Linked DNA regions of Homo sapiens: region 1 is linked to region 2. A link is a loop called in an ENCODE intact Hi-C map of the cell type or tissue named here. Cell type or tissue: CD14-positive monocyte. All regions are shown on one strand.

Region 1 (2,500 bases), 72 kb before region 2:
CTGAGGTCAGGAGTTCGAGACCAGCCTGACCAACATGCTGAAACTCCATCTCTAATAAAAATACAAACAGGCCGGGCGCAGTGGCTCATGCCTGTAATCCCAGCACTTTGGGAGGCCGAGGCAGGTGGATGACGAGGTCAGGAGATCGAGACCATCCTGGCTAACATGGTGAAATCCCGTCTGTACTAAAAATGCAAAAAATTAGCCAGGCGTGGTGGCGGGCACCTGTAGTCCCAGCTACTCGGAAGGCTGAGGCAAGAGAATGGCGTGAACCCAGGAGGCAGAGCTTGCAGTGAGCCGAGATCGTGCCACTGCACTCTGGCCTGGGGGACAGAGCGAGACTCCATCTCAAAACAAACAAACAAACAAACAAACAAACAAATTAGCCAGGCGTGGTGGCACGTGCCTGTAATCCCAGCTACTCGGGAGGGTGAGGTAGGAGAATCGCTTGAACCTGGGAGGCAGAGGTTGCAATGAGCCAAGATTTTGCCCCTGCACTCCAGCCTGGGCGACAGAGTGAGACTCTGTCTAAAAAAAAAAAAAAAAAAACAGCAAAGGCGTGAAGAATGGCTGTAATTCCAGAACTTTGGGAGGCTGAGGCAGGAGGATCACTGGAGCCTAGCAGTCAAGACCAGTCTGGGTAACATAGTGAGATTCCATCTCTACAAAAAACTTGGGCTAGGCATGGTGGCTCATGCCTGTAGACCCATCACTTTGGGAGGCCGAGGAGGGTGGATCGCTTGAGGCCAGAAGTTGGAGACCAGCCTGGGCAACATAGTGAGACCCCGTCTGTACTAAAAATACAAAAATTAGCCGGGTGTGGTGACGTTCAGCTGTGGTCCCAGCTACTTCAGGAGACTGAGAGAGGAGGATCGCTAAGCCGGGGAGTCTGAGGCTACAGTGAGCCATGATCGTGCACTCCAGCCTGGGCAAAGGAGCAAGATGCTGTCTCAAAAATTTAAAAAGGAGGCCGGGCATGGTGGCTCATGTCTACAATCCCAGCACTTTGGGAGGCCGAGCCGGGTGGATCACCTGAGGCCAGGAGTTCAACACCAGCCTGGCCAACATGGTGAAACCCTGTCTTTACTAAAAATACAAAAATTAGCCAGGCGTGGTGGCGGGCACCTGTAATCCCAGCTACTAGGGAGGCTGAGGCAGGAGAATCGCTTGAACCCGGGAGGCGGAGGTTGTAGTGAGCCGAGATCATGCCACTGTACTCCAGCCTGGGTGACAGACCAAGACTCAGTCTCAAAAAATAAATAAAATAAAATAAAATAAAATAAATAAAGGATCATCATCACCAGGGGGCGAAAGGAAGCTTTGCAATTTTCTTTCTTTTTTTTTTTTGAGATGGAGTCTTGCTCTGTAACCCAGGCTGGAGTGCAGTGGCACGATCTCGGCTCACTGCAAGCTCCGCCTCCCGGGTTCACACCATTCTCCTGCCTCAGCCTCCCGAGTAGCTGGGATTACAGGTGCCCGCCACCATGCCAGGCTCATTTTTTGTACTTTTAGTAGAGATGGGGTTTCACCGTGTTAGCCAGGAGGGTCTCGATCTCCTGACCTTGTGATCTGCCTGCCTCGGCCTCCCAAAGTGTTGGGATTACAGGCGTGAGCCACCGCGCCCGGTCAGCTTTGCAATTGTCTTCCCAGACATCTGCAAACCTCTCCAAAGTCTTTTCTATCCTTTCTCTCAGGAGGGGCTATCGGCGGCTCAGGGGGAGTGGGGCAAAGTCCAACGGCCTGGGGGTAAGAGGAGAAGGTGCAACCACCCTTTGGCCAGTGGAGACAAAAGTTCAGCTTCGGCCTGGCGCAGTGGCTCACGCCTGTAATCCCAGCACTTTGGGAGGCCGAGGTGGGCGGATCACGTGAGGTAGAAAGTTCAAGACCAGCCTGGCCAACATGGTGAAACCCCGTCTCTATTAAAAATACAAAATTAGCTGGGTGTGGTGGCGTATGCCTGTAATCCCAGCTACTTGGGAGGCTGAGGCAGGAGAATCACTTGAACCCGGGAAGCAGAGGTAGCAGTGAGCCAAGATCACGCCATTGCACTCCAACCTGGGCAACTAGAATGAAACTCTGTCTCAAAAAAAAAAGTTAAAAAAAAAAAATTAGCCGGGCGTGGTGGCGGGTGCCTGTAGTCCCAGCTACTCGGGAGGCTGAGACAGGAGAATCGCTTGAACCCGGGAAGTGGAGGTTGCAGTGAGCCGAGATCGCTCCACTGCACTCCAGCCTGGGTGACACAGTGAGACTCTGTCTCACAAAAAAAAGAAAAAAAAAGAAAAGAAAAAAATTAGCCAGTCATGGTTGTGCATGCCTGTCATCCAAGCTACTAAGGAGGCCGAGGTGGGAGGATTGTTTAAGCCTGGGATGTTGAGGCTGCCGTGAGCCAAGAGTCGCCACTGCACTCCAGCCTGGGCAAAGGATCTTCCTAGCAATCTCTTACTTTCCCTCAATAGAATTCCTCTTTTCCCACTCCAGGAGAGAAGATCCAAGCCCCATT
Region 2 (2,500 bases):
CCCCTATCCTCCCCTCCCCTCCCCTCCTCTCCCCTCCTCTCCCCTCCCCTCTCCTCTCTTCTCTTCTCTTCACCCCTCAACTCAACGGGTGGGTAGTACAGGCTGTCTCTTCTCTTCTCTCTCTTTCTTTTTCTTTCTTTCTCTTTCTTTCTTTTCCTTCTTTCTTTCTCTCTCTCTCTCCCTCCCTCCCTCTCTCTCTCTCTCTCTCTCTCTCCTTCCTTCCTTCCTTCCTCCGTCCCTCCCTCCCTTCTTTCTTTCTTGAGATTCTTTTCTTTTCTTTTTTGAGATAGAGTTTTGCTCCTGTTGCCCAGGCTGGAGTACAATGGCGCGATCTCGGCTCACGGCAACCTCCGTCTCCCAGGTTCAAGCGATTCTCCTGCCTCAGCCTCCCGAGTAGCTGGGATTACAGGTGTGCACCACCACGCCCAGCTAATTTTTTGTATTTTTAGTAGAGACGGGGTTTCTCCATGTTGGCCAGGCTGGTCTCGAACTCCTGATCTCTGGTGATCCACCCACCTCAGCCTCCCAAAGTGCTGGGATTACAGGCGTGAGCCACCGCGCCTGGCTCGAATAATTTCTTGCACGACATCCAAGAACCCTCTGTTGAGGTCTGCATTGGGACCCCTTACACTGTGGGTTTTTTTTTTTTTTTTTTTGATGGAGTCTCGCTTTGTTGCTCAGGCTGGAGTGCAGTGGCGCGATCTTGGCTCGCTGCATCCTCTGCTTCCTGAGTTCAATCGATTCTCCTGTCTCAGCCTCCCGAGTAGCTGGGATTACAGGCACCCGCCACCACCCCCGGCTAATTTTTTGTATTTTTAGTACAGACGGGGTTTCACCATGTTGGTCAGGCTGGTCTCGAACTCCTGAGCTTGTGATCCGCCCGCCTGATTTTTTTTTTTTTTTAGAGCACTGTAAGCTCCGCCTCCCTGGTCATGCCATTCTCCTGCCTCAGCCTCCCGGTAGCAGTGACTACAGGCGCCTGCCACCACCCCCGGCTAATTTTTTGTATTTTTAGTAGAGACAGGGTTTCACCATGTTGACCAGGCTGGTCTCGAACTCCTGACCTCGTGATCCGCCCGCCGGATTTTTATTACCGTATTTATTCAAATCCCGGAACCTTAAGCCACGCAATTTCTTTTTGGGGACTCGACTGCCACCTGCTGGCCATGCCTATGTTTGCAGGCGTGCGGTGCCGGGAGAATGAGGCTTGGAGTCCTCATTTGTAGGGTGTGTAGTTTCTTGGGGTGGACAGAACAAACCGAGGGCCTTAAAACAACTGGAATGTATCCTCTCTGAGGCCTGCAGACCAGGAGTCTTGAGATCCAGGTGTCTCAGGACTGTGCTCCCTCTGGAGGCTCTAGGGGAGGGTCCTTCCTGCCTCTCCCAGCTCCTGGGGGCTCCAGGCGTCCCTGGGTTTGTGGCCGCCTCACTGCAGTCTCTGTCACCATCTCCACGTGGCCTCCTCTGTGTCTGTGTCTCCTCTTTGTCTCTTATGGGGTCACCCCTCATTGGATTTAGAGTCCAACTCCAATGCAAGGCGATTTCATTTTGAGATCCTTCCCTTAAACACATCTGCAAAGACCCTATTTCCAAATGAGGTCCTATTCACGGATTCTAAGGTTTAGGACCTGGACATGTCTTTGGGGGATCCCCATTCAACCCACTGCAGTTTGGTTTGGTTCCTTTTAGAAGCTCTAGGGGAGGATCCTTCCTGCCTCTTCGAGCTCCTGGGGGCTCCAGGCGTCCCTGGGACTGTGGCCACCTCACTGCAGTCTCTGCCTCCGTCTCCACGTGGCCTCCTCCCCTGTCTGTGTCTCCTCTTCTGTCTCTTTTTTTTTTTTTTTTTTTTTTGAGATGGAGTCTCACTCTGTCGCCAGGCTGGAGTGCAGTGGCTCGATCTTGACTCACTGCAACCTCCGCCTGCCGGGTTCAAGCGATTCTCCTGCCTCAGCCTCTGGAATAGCTGGAATTACAGGCGCCTGCCACCACGCCCAGCTAATTTTTGTATTTTTAGTAGAGACAGGGTTTCACCATGTTGGCCAGGCTGGTCTCGATCTCCTGGCCTCAGGTGATCCGCCTGCCTCGGGCTCCCAAAGTGCTGGGATTACAAGCGTGAGCCACCGCGCCCGGCCCCTTCTGTCTCTTAGACCTACACTCATGGGATTTATGACTCACCTTAATCAAAAATGATGTCATCTCAATTTACATTTTAATTACATTTCCAAATAAGGTCCCAATATTCACAGAGACTGGAAGTTGGGAACTCAACGTACATTTCACCCCTTAACAAATTATCCTGCTGCATCTCCCATCTTCTGCTTCTTCTGCTCGTCGTCGGCCACGGAAAGGCTGCCCTGGAGCTTTCAAGTTTGCCTGGCTGGAGAGCTCATTAATAACCCGTTTATAGGCTGGGCGCAGTGGCTCACGCCTGTCATCCTAGCACTTTGGGAGGCCAAGGCAGGTGGATCACCTGAGGCCAGGAGTTCGAGACCAGCCTGGC

What was found. A loop is a pair of places that touch in the nucleus more often than their neighbours do. Peaks named below come from ENCODE experiments on the same cell type or tissue, not always from the same donor. Only the 100,000 strongest peaks of a DNase experiment are listed, where the experiment ranks them.
Region 1: it touches region 2 in a loop (4-fold over the local background); 9 of 110 quality-filtered maps call a loop at or near these places.

Annotation. Positions count from the first base shown.
Region 1 is chrX:1,317,764-1,320,263 of GRCh38, reverse strand. It overlaps a transcript of CSF2RA not described here. Among named protein-coding and RNA genes, the nearest start is that of IL3RA, 18 kb to the left of the region's middle. In CD14-positive monocyte, a CTCF peak has its summit at 1,354; no DNase peak of the experiment used is centred here; H3K27ac peaks cover 510 bases.
Region 2 is chrX:1,245,597-1,248,096 of GRCh38, reverse strand. No RefSeq gene overlaps it. Among named protein-coding and RNA genes, the nearest start is that of CSF2RA, 22 kb to the left of the region's middle. In CD14-positive monocyte, a CTCF peak has its summit at 1,157 (motif pointing left); a DNase peak (open chromatin) is centred at 1,146.